Regions from separate parts of the Homo sapiens genome. Here region 2 is linked to region 1. Evidence: chromatin contacts called from ENCODE Hi-C or POLR2A ChIA-PET data. All regions are on one chromosome and are shown on one strand. Each heading gives the region's core, a stretch centred on a gene start or an enhancer-like site at or near the end of the contact. The rest is flanking DNA. Distances are from core to core; before and after follow the strand shown.

What was found. A loop is a pair of places that touch in the nucleus more often than their neighbours do. ChIA-PET counts read pairs that join two places held with the same protein, here RNA polymerase II (POLR2A). Pooled maps may share reads with other maps.
Region 2: a loop to region 1 is called in a map of PC-3, with 6 times the contacts of the local background. The contact joins the promoter of RASGEF1A here to the promoter of LINC02623 in region 1. A Hi-C loop is called at or near these places in 3 of 168 maps with a recorded cell type or tissue (PC-3, PC-9 and naive thymus-derived CD4-positive, alpha-beta T cell), 2 of 37 single-sample maps with no recorded cell type and 8 of 50 pooled maps. POLR2A ChIA-PET finds 5 or more read pairs at or near these places in 1 of 52 experiments (activated CD4-positive, alpha-beta T cell).

Annotation. Positions count from the first base shown.
Region 1 is chr10:42,869,682-42,875,054 of GRCh38, forward strand. It overlaps LINC02623 (long intergenic non-protein coding RNA 2623), which reads left to right and starts at 1,840. Exons shown (of 2, transcript NR_134479.1): 1 at 1,840-2,001; 2 at 2,828-4,379. RefSeq lists enhancers at 1,184-1,685, 1,686-2,185, 4,853-5,373.
Region 2 is chr10:43,263,471-43,269,363 of GRCh38, forward strand. It overlaps RASGEF1A (RasGEF domain family member 1A), which reads right to left and starts at 3,595. Exons shown (of 13, transcript NM_145313.4): 1 at 3,375-3,595. RefSeq lists an enhancer at 2,225-3,100.

The DNA of each region.
Region 1 (5,373 bases), core at 590-3,089:
ATATGCATATGCACATACGCACACACATATGCATATGCACATATGCACACACATATGCATATGCACACACATGCAAGGCTGCAAGGCTCATGCACACACACACATGCACACACATGCACACACATGCACATGCACACACATGCACATGCATGCTCACATGTACAGGCACTCATGCACCTAGAGCCTTCTCATCCTTCACTTTGAGTCCCCCCTCCCCTTGCCCATCCTTGCCCATCCTTCAAGGGCTCAGTCAAAAGCCATCTTTTACAAATTGTCTCTGGTTGACTTTCTTTTTTTTCCCCTCTTAGAAGAAGCGATGCTGTCCTCAGTCATCGAGCATTCACTGGGCGCTTCATGTGTGCCAGGCCCCGACATGGGTCTTGGGCATGTTCCAGTTCTCATGTCCTCAGGGCTCCTTGGTGAGTCGAGGGTGAGGAGGACACGGAGGCACAGGAGGCCACGGGGCAGGTCTAGGTCCACTCAGCCTCCAGAGTTCAGCCCTCCCTGCTGAGTCGGGGTGAGCAGGACAGATGCCTGCTCCTGGAACTTGGTGGGTGAGGTGGACAGGCATGCAGGGAGGCGCCAGGCTCAGGGGCTGTGGAACAGAGAAAGGAAGCTTCCAGGACATCAAACAATTCCTGGAGTGCCAGGGCAAGAGGGGAATCTGGGTGGAGGAAAACGTGAACAGGGCAGAGGTTGGAGGTGGATGTGGCCCCCGAGCACGTTGGAGGCGACTGAGGTGCTTCTTGACTTTGGGCATCTTCGTTCATCCCTGCATTTGCACATTTGTTGAACACACCTACTGAGACACTTGTTTTCTTTCCATGGTCCATACATTAGGAACATAGAGTTAGCTTCCTGGGGAACTTTTTAAGAAGTATTCTTAGAGAAGAAACCAGGAGGCATCGTTGTGGGATGTTGGTCCAGGATCTTGGGTGTGTCCTTTGGTCTTTTGTGGGTCAGGTTAGCAGGAATTGTGTCCTGAGGTGTTGGGACTGCAAAGTACAGGTTCCCTCCTGCCCACACTGATGCCTTCAGGGAATGACCTGTCTGCTCTTCTAAGAAGAACACTTAACTCAGCCTTGGCTGACCTCAGCTACCTGTGCTTTCTTCAGCCAGGCTCTGTGTTTTGTGCTTTTACTCTCAAAACAACCCTATTATTATCCCTGTCCCACAGACGAGATGCTGAGCCCCTGAGAGGCTCAGTAGGTGCCTGAAGGTCTTCCAGCCAGGAGGTGGCAGAGCCAGGGCCGGCCTGGCCTGAGGACTCCGAAGCTCCCATGGGCACAGCTCCTTCATGCCAGCTCTGTGTTGGGATTTTCTGTGGTTGTCACAGCCATCTTCCTGGTCAGCTAAGTTACAGACAGGGTGAAACTAGGATGGCCGAGCTGGAACCAGAGCTCATTCCTGAGCAGGGCACCTGGGCCCTGCCTACGGTGCTGGGCAGGCTCCTGGTGTGGAGGTCAGGCTCAGATCCTGCAGTCCCTGTGGCCGTGGGGCTTTTCTAGGCACCCTCCTGACTGCTAACACCAGGAGGGCCTATGATATGGGACCGCTGCCCCATGACGTGTGCCAGGTTTCTGCACGTGACCACTGGGAAAGGCTGGCCCTGGGCTGGGTGGATCCGCACTGCCTGCTGGCCCCTGCACCCAGATGGTGCAGCCCACACCCCTCTGATGCCCACCCACGCCCGGCTCTGGGACTTCCCTCCTTCCGCTGTGTCTGACCCTGGTTGCCCTTGTTCTGCCACTGGCTTGTAGCAGCCCTTCCGGAAGCCATGTCCTCCAGGGAGATTTGATTATGTCCTGGTGGTGCGACCTCGCTAATGCAATCAGGAAGTTTTCTCAAGACTTCAGCTGCTTTGTTGGCAGCCAGGCCTGGCTCTCAGCAGCTCTGCAGGCTGGAAGGGCCCAAGAGACCCTTCACCCACCCGGTGTCTCCAGCAGCAGGGAGGGGTCCGGGGCACAGCCTATTGCTGCTCTGCTCTCCTCCCTTCTTGGGGTAAGCTCCTTTGCTCTGATTTTATTTGGAATCATCGAGAGCCTCTATCTGTCTAGAAAAAGCGCTTAGCAATGAGGAATCAGCACTGCAGAGAATACTCCAGAAAGCAGCCATTTTCCATCAAGATTAGGCTCTTAATTGAAAATTTTAAGAGGAGAGGAAATTAGGGGAGAATCCAGATATTCTCTCCATTATGGTAATCAGCTGTAATCAGAGCCTGAGAGCTGTACTCAATCCCGGGGGTTCTCCCAGGATTACCAGAGCTGCCACAGTCACCTTCACCGACCTGCACTGGAGTCAGTGGGAGGGGCTGGCGGGGTCAGGGGCACTCTGGCAAGTGGATCCAGGAGGGCTGGGCTGGATCCAGGGGGCTGAGTTCAGAGGGAACTCTGCTTAGCAAGTGTGAAACACAGGACTGGGCCTTCCAGGCAGAGGGAAGATTGAGAACTGCGGCTGAGCGAGTGCGTCCAGGGGCCCCAGTTTAGTTGAGGGTCTAAGTTTTCCCAGCAGGGCAAGGTTGAGGGTGAGGATGCTGCAGGCCAGTTTTCTATGGCCTCAGAGTGAGGACAAGAAGGGGGAGATGGGCCACAGGGATGAGGGTGCCTGCTCCCTGCAGCAGGGTGCACATCATGGCTGTGCAGAGGCAGCAGGCGGCAGGTATTAGGAAGAAGCCCTTCCCGTGTGTGTCCTAGGGGCTGGGCACAGGCTGGGCACAACCCTTTGCTCACGGTTGCAGAAGCCCATCCACATGGGGTCCTGCTGAACTGGCTTCGTGGGGCTGGGAAGGACTGGCCTGGCCTCTTTGCTCACTTCACCTTATGGGCAGTGTCCTGCAGGTTTCTGTGAGCAGAGCAGACAGAAAGGAGATGCCCAGTGACGCCAGCTGTCCCCCGCAGAGCTTCCTGGAGCCTGGGCTCTAGGCTGAGGGTCCTTGAACAGACGTCATCTCCCTGGCTTCAGCAGAATCACCCACAAACCCACCCTGTGCCCACCCTCCCATCACAGAGAGCAGCTGCTGGAGAACAAGGCATGAGACTTTGGAGACCTGGAGGAGCAGGAGACACAGGAGACAATGGCCAGGGTGGTCATGGTGGCACGGCTATGCCATCACTGATTTCTGCCCACCCGCCCCCTAAGTCTCACTTGCTGCTACTCTCAATTTCCTACTTAATGCTTCGGAGAGCACCAGTCCTGAGATGAGAGGCGGGATGTTCACTCTCTGGGAGTTGAGATGGAACCCAGGCAGTTAGAAAAAAGTGCCACAACCACGTGCCGGACCTACTACTTGCCAGGAGCTTCGTGAGTCATCCAATTCCTAAAACAATTGTGCTGCGTATGCTCCACCACGCCTGGGCGACTCGGGGAAATGGGGCTGCGGGAGGCTCAGTGACCTGCCCTGGGTGACACGGATAGCGTGGATGCCCTGTCCATGCATGGGGCTGTGCTAGGAGGACAGGACCATCCCCGGAAGCTGGTCCTGTGTCCACTGCTCACGGTGGCAGCTGCTTGGGCTGACAACCGCCCCTCCCTCCTGCTGGTGAGTCCTTGGATGTATTCAGGCACATGGCAGCAAGGTCTCCTGTGTCCCAGAGGCGACTAGGACCCACAAGTGAGCAGCAGGTGCCCCACTCCTTCATGCTAAGGCTCATCACGGGACGAAACCCAAGGTGGTATTGGAGCCAGGGGCTGTGGCCATGACAGCCACCCACTCCAGACGATATCCACATTCGGAATAGTTCAGAGTGGCCTGCCTTGATGACATCACGAACTTCTCCATGGAAATGTGTCACAGAACCAGAACTTAAGGGCATTTGGATGAGGTTGAGGTGAGATCAGGTCACAGAAGAACGTTCTCAAGTTAGGTGGGAAACAGCTGGAGACTCTGGGATGTCCTCAGGACCTTTATCTAAGCAAACACATGATAAGGTCTTTCCCAAGAAATAAGCGTGGCTTTTTGTCCTGGTTGAGGAGGGTTGTTGTGGATCTTTTCCCCCTTTTACCTTGGCTTCCAGGAAGCTCAGTGCCAAGTTTTATGCTCCACCCAGGCCTACTATCCTTGGACTGGTCCTCAGGTGCAGCCCTTGGTCTCTCCTTTCTTTATCGCATGAGCCCGCTTGGTTTCTGTACATTTTGTCCGCTGGTGCTGACGGCTGGACACCCTTTCCTGAAGGAGATGGGGCATAGAGTGAGTGGATGATGATGGGCTGTGACAGGGCCCACTACCAAGGATGTGGGCTACGAGGTGTGGGCTGGGAAGGAGGAGGAGGACCCTGCACCTCAGGGGGCAACCAGGAGCACATTCTGGGGAGCACACACCTGCGGTGTTATCACGGCCACTGCCCATGTCTTGGACACTGGAATAAACAGGATGTGGCGAAGCCTTCTGTGTATGGGGGAAGACTTCCTTACTCGCCACTGCTGTCACGCTCTATGGCCATCTTGACCCATCACTCAGGCAACATCAGACGCGTCTCTCTGTTCAAGGGCTCTGCCCCTAACCTTGTGCCAGAAAGAGGCTTGACAGTTTGTCCTGTCTCGAGGTTTCCTCTATATCTCTTGCTGGGGCTCCCATAGACTGTTCTGATTTTTACTGATGAAGACAGTGCCATGGTGAGCCTAGCAGTGCACACAGCTCTTCTCTTTCCCAATCATTTCCATGGGCGAACCCCTGAGTGTAGAATGACCACTCCAGTCAGATTGTGAATACAGTGAACTGTGGGCCATGGGCTCCCAGGACACTGCTCCGGCCTGGCTCCTGCACCCAGACTCATTGCTGTTGGCTTTGCCATGGTAACACTAGTTTGGTATAAAACTGCACCGTCTCCTTCTGTCTGAGTTTCCTTGACTGCTGTGGTGGTTGAGCAGTTCGCCCTACTTTGGGTTTTGGTCTTGGTTTCGTTGCTTTTAGTATTTCACCCATGAAAGATCTATTCATACCCATCACGCATCTATCTATCCAGAATTTGAATTCGTTAAAATGCAAGGGAATTTTTAATATATAATAATGTTAGCAATTGGTCTGTCATATTTGATACAAGCATCTTTCTGGCCTGTTTCCATCTTACTTTTGTTTCTTTTTCATCCACTCATAAGTTCAGACTGTTTTCTAGTCAGTCACGGCCCTGGTTCCACTAAGGAGGGGAATGTCCCTTGAGTCCCCGGCTGGCCTCCCTGGGAGAGTGCCACACCCCCACCCGAGTCCAGAGGCTCAGGAGCTGCTCTGGCTGCACGTGTTCCCCGGGACAGGTCTTGGGCACTGGGGGGTCTGTGCCTGGACACTGGCATTTTGCTTCATTCCCACTCAGGGCCCCTCCGCAGCAGGCTTGGTAGCTGGGGGTGGCCGGACACCTGGAGAAGGGCTGGGGGCACTGC
Region 2 (5,893 bases), core at 2,345-4,844, 400 kb after region 1:
CCGGACAGCCACATCTTTGCATCCCACGTATGAAGTGCCCACCCTGGGCTGTTCTGTCTAGAGTCCCAGCCCAGGCCTCTCTTCTTCAAGCTGGTGCTGGCCTCTGCTCCCTGAATTCACAAAGAACCCCACAGCCAGCTCACAAGAGACAAGCAGGTCTCGGAGCCCCTGCTGGCTGCCCTGGGCAGCACAGGCCGGCAGCTCAGCCCCTACCCCAGCCCGGGCAGTGCCCAGGGCAGGGCGGGCAACCACAGGTGGGGAGAAGCTTCCCAGAACAGGATCACTGGGTGTCGTCCTGAGTTGTGCCCAAAGGCACCCATGTGCTTCCTGGGAGGTGCTGCAGCAGAGCCGGGACAACCGGACTACTCTCCCTGCCTGGCTTCCCTCTCCATGGTCCACCGGGCAGGGGTGGCCACAGCAGCAGTCACACCCCCACCCCGTCCATCACAGCACAGGCCCCGCTTGAGTCCTCACACCTGTCCACTCCTGGCCGGTCACCCCTCACAGCCCTCTGTCATGGTGCCTGGAGCAGCCTCTACCAGCCTGTCCCAGGTGGTGAGCCCTGAGGCCAGAGCCCCTCTCCCACTCTGAGCAGGCCAGGACCCCGAGGGGCTTTCGGGCTTCCCTTCACACAGTGCCCGCCAAGCCACTGCTGGCCATACCAGCTGACCTTCCCAAACCCTGCTCCCGGGCTGCTAGCTGGGGAATTCCTGGTGTCCCAGCGCGCAGGGACATTCTGCATGGGTTCCTGGCAGCTCGCCACTCTGGGCCGGCCCAGAGCCCACTCTCACATACCCACAGCCCCAGGCTCTGTGCCCAAAAAGTGGCGACAGGGATACACCCAAAAAGTGGGCAGTGAGCCCTCTCTGGACCCCCGCAGGTCAGGCTGACAGCCATAGGGGAGGGCCTCTGACACCCCCAGCAATCCACCAGTGGGTATCAGAGGCCCTCCTCTATGGCTGTCAGCCCACCAGTGCCACTTCAGTCCCCTCCCTCCGCACATCACACCCTTGCTAGGTAAACACTCATCCTCCCCAGCAGGGAGTGGGCAGGGGAGGGCAGAGGAGCCGGGAGGCAGGCTGGAGTGGGTGGGAGTTACAGGAGGCAGATTGGAAGCTCCAACAGAAAAGCAGCCAGAGTGCCGGACCCAAGCAGATGGCCTCAGGAGAAAAAGGGGGAAGGGGAGGGAGGGTCCGTCAAGGGGCAGCAGGGAGGGGTGGGGGAGAATGCCTTGAGTCTCCTCCCCATCTGCTATCTGCTATGCCCCTGGCACCTACCCCCAGCAGCCCAGCGCCCCTCCCCTGGGGTGGGCCATGCAGAGAAGAGCATCCCTCCACCAGCCCCTCTCCTGAGGACAGTGGGGGGGCCAAACCCCCTGCCCCCATCCCTGCCTTGGCACAGCACCTTCACTTGACCTATTTGACAAATAGGGCTTCTGTGAAACCCACGGTTCTATTGCCAAAAACCAAAGGCCAACCAAAGCTGTCCCATCCTGCCCCTGGCATCATTCTACAGGTGGGGACCGGCGTGCTCAGGGGCTCCTGGCCACACTGTGTCCCAGTGCCCACTCGCTCTCCTCCCTGGCTGGCCCCTCCCACCGCTGGGGGCCACTGTGTGCGTGGCTCTCCCCACCGCAGCCACTGTCCAGCACAAATGCCATTTCTCCCTCCTCCTCCTCCTCCCCTGCCTGCAGTTGCTAAGTTACACCAAAAAACCCCTCTGCTCTGTGTGAACTGTTCCATTTCCACGATTTGCCAGGTGGAAGGGAGCCATCCGGCTGGCAGCTCGAAGATGCCTCCCAGAGAAAAACAAACTCACTGGCTGGCCTTCAGGCCAAGGCACACCTGGGATACCTGCTTGGTTCACAAACCCAGGGGCATGTGCAGGAGGACACAGCTTCTCTACTTCACTAGAGAGCCTGGGGGATCCACACAGCTCATGCCCTTCTCAGGAGCAGGGAGTGTGGGCCTGCTGCACCCGCCTCGCTGGGTCACTACCACCCACAGCCCTAAGGACACACACTGGCTGGAGGGGCAGAGAACCCACCCACGTGTCCCTGGCCATCCAGCCAAGGTCCTCCATGTCCCCCTGCTCCGGATCTCCCCTTCCTGGGCTGGGGTCCTGAGGTTCCAAAGCAAAGTGTCACTGGACATCAGGGTGGAAATGTCCTCAGAGGTCATCAAAACCGTGTCAGTCTACAGATGGGGAAACTGAGTCTCAGAAGCCTGCAGCCTGCCCGTGGTTCACGAATCAAGACCTGTAGCCTTTCGGCTGGAGGCCCCCTAGAGCCGCTTAGAGTCCAGGGCACCGAGGTGGACAGGCTGGGCTGGCAAGACTGCATCCGGAGGGGGCGGGAGAACCCTGGGGGGACAGAGGGAACCAAGGCCTCTGGGAGGCTCCCCTGCACCCAGCCTGACTCCTGTGTTTCAGGATCCTGCGGCCGACGGCCATCGGGGCCCTTCCTGCGCAGGACAGTGGGAGAAGAGTGGCAGTGGTGGGGAGGGTGAACCAGGGAGAAGCTCACTGCTCTGAGCAGGGAGGGAGGGAGCCCCGGCCACCACCAGGTCTCTGCCCCCAGGTGGCTCCCAAGAGGCAGGCAGCGGCCTCTCTGTAAATATCCACCAGGTCCAGCACCCAGAGGCAGCCAGAAATGCAGGGCACAGGAACCTGCCAGCGCGTCCCTCCACACACAGCAGGGGACTCCCGCCCCCACCTCTCACTCACCGACCCTCGGACCAGAACCAGCTGCACCTGCCCCGTTCCTGGGGCCGGCAAGGCCTGGGGCAAAGAGAGCGTGGTCCTTCAAATGACCCTTGCCCAGCAGGGAGAGGGAGACACCTGGCATGGCCCTGGACCTCTCCCCCAAATGCAGAGCTCAAGCCCCAATTCCTCGCCAAACAGCAAGGGCGTGAGATACCACGGCGGGGCCCAGAATGCAGAAGAGCAAATGGAAACTTCCAACTGCGCAGCCCTGAGCTCCTCCGATTCCCCAGCCCCCACCCCCACGCCAGGCCCCGGGCAGCGAACCTGCCCGCAGTGCCCACGCCCGCCCGCCGCGTGCGCTCCTGCCACGCCCGGCCCGGCCCGGCCCGGCCCGCCAGGTGCCCTGAAGGGGCGGAGGGTGCAGGGGGTCCTGGCGCCGTCCAGCCCGGGGCGGAGTTCTCAGCAACTCCGCGCGCCGGGATCCCGGCCGCCCTCCCCGCGCGCGTCCCCCGCCCCGCGCCCGGAGCCCGCGCCCCGGCCCCACGACGGCCGCGCCGGGAGGGACCCCGGGCCCGCGCACGCCGCGCCCTGCCCGCGCCGGCGACCGGAGGGCACGGCCCCAGGCGCGGGCGGGGGCCCCGAGGCACTGAGGGTCCGCGGCCGCTGCCTACCTCGGTCCGGGCCAGCGTCGCTCCCGCGCCGCCCTCGCGCCGCAGTCGGGCCCCGAGCAGCGCGCGGCCGGCGCCGGCGGCGGCTCATGCTCGGCGCCCGGGCCCGCGGCACCCGCCCACCCGCGGCCGCCCCCGCGCTGCGCCAGCTGCGGGCAGAGCAGCTCCCTCCGCAGCCGGCGCCGGGGAGCGCGAGCGAGCGAGCGAACGAGCGAGCGCGGAGCGAGCGCCGAGCGGGCACGGAGCGGGCGCGAGAGCGCGGGGAGCGGGGGAGCGGGCGGGCGCGGGACGCGGAGGGAGGAGGGTGCGGGGCAAAGGTGCAGGGGGAGGTAGGGCGCGGGACGGGGCTCGAGCAGAGGGCACTGGGACAGGGCGGGCGCCGGGAGAGGGCGGCCAGGCTTTCATTTAAAAAGGATAAGGCATCACGCCTGTAATCCCAGCACTTTGGGAGGCCGAGACGGGCGGATCACGAGGTCAGGAGATCGAGACCATCCCGGCTAACACGGTGAAACCCCATCTCTACTAAAAATACAAAAAAAAAAATTAGCCGGGCGTGGTGGCGGGCGCCTGTAGTCCCAGCTACTCGGGAGGCTGAGGGAGGAGAATGGTGTAAACTCGGGAGGTGGAGCTTGCAGTGAGCCGAGATCGCGCCACTGCACTCCAGCCTGGGTAACAGAGTGAGACTCCGTCTCAAAAAAAAAAAAAAAAAAAAAAAAAAAAGGATCAGGCAGCAGACAAGCTAGGAGGCGATGCGGCCACCGCATTTAAAAGGCCCTCTGGGGACTCCCGCAGAGCTGGCAAAATTTTTGTCAGTGGAATCAGACGGTGAAAGCCCTTCTGTGGGCAAGTCCTGGCCCCTTGGGTCACTCCCCTTAACCATCTTAATCGCCCTGTAAGGTCGGTGGTGGATTTGTTCCCATTGGACAGGTTAGTAAACTGATGCACAGGGAGTGCGGTTACCCTGCAGGGTCTCAGAGCCTATAAGTGGCAGAGCAAGGCTCCAAAGCCACCTTGAAAGATTTCAGAACCACTAAAGCAGGACACAGGTCTTCTGGCGTCCACTGGAACTTCCTGTCGCTCTGAAGGGTCACCTTCTCTTGAACGGACACCCTGTGGCCTGACCCCAGGGTGGCCCAGAGTGACTCTTGCAGGCAGTCAGACGAGGGCCAGTGAGAAACAGGTCTGGGGCGACGATGTCCCCAGGTGGAGGGGTCTGTGTGAAAAAATGGGGAGGAGCCCCACAGCACCCCTTGAAGAGGCTGAGGACCTTGCTTACTCACTTAGTCCTTGTGTCTTGAACACCTGTATGCCAGGTGTAAGATGGGGCACTGGGATTCGGCTGTGAATGTCTCTGTCTGGTTGGAGTTTGCATTCTTGTGGGAAGTAGGCAGTGAATAAAAATACACATAAATAGTTCATGTGTCAGATGCTGCAGATCCCACAGAGAGGCCCAGCAGGGAGAGGGAGCCAGCGAAGGGAGGGGGAGGGGAGCTTGTAGGGTGGGGGATTCTTTTTTATTTTTTAAGGGGAGGTGTCACTGTGTGGCCCAGGCTGGAGTGCAGTGGCTATTCACAGGTGCAATCACTATGCTCTACAGCCTGGAACTTCCTGACTCTAGTGAGCCTCCTGCCTCAGCCTCCTGAGTAGCTAGAACTGTAGTTTCTCACCACCACCCTTCCCTGCTGGGTTGGGGATTTTATTTTGGGTGATCAGGGAAATCTTGGCTGAAAGGATCATATCTGAGCTAAGACCTAACTGAGGCAAGCTATGCTGAATCCGAGGAATGAACATTTTCAGCAAAGAGAACAGTACATGCAAAGGCCCTGAGGTGGAGGATGCCTTAGAAGGAGGCCAAGTGGAGATGAGTGAGTGTGGTAGAGAGGAGCCTGCAGGAGCTGCCAGGTGGACCATATCGCGAAGAGCCTGGCCAGCCATCAGCCCTCTGTGGCTTTGACTCAGAGGGAGGTGGAGGGTTTTGCACAAAGTAATATGATCTTACTATTTTTTACAAACAATATTTTATTATGTAAGATTTTAAACGCTTATAATAGTAACGGCTAAAAAGGTATATACAATAAACTCAATGGCCCAACTTCAACAATTATCAATACATGGCCAATTCTGTTTCATCTGTATGCCCACCTACCACTCCCCATATTATTTATTTGTTTACTCATTTTAAGTAAACTTTTATAGCTTTTTTTTTTTTTTGAGACAGGGTCTCATTCTGTCCCCCAGGCTAGAGTGCAGTGGCACAATCATAGCTCATTGTAGCCTCGAACTCCTGGGCTCAAGCAATCCTCCCGCCTCAGCCTCCCAAGGATAATTTTTTGTAAGTATAACATGCATAGACAAAAATCATAAAGTTGTGCTCCATGAATTTTCAATAAGAATACACCCATTCAGTGAGAATATTAATAGCTCTCTGCACCTGGATTTTCACTGTAGAAAGGTTTTTAATGACAGGTTCATTTTCTTTAATATATAGGACCATGTAGATTATTTGCTTCTTCCTATGTAAC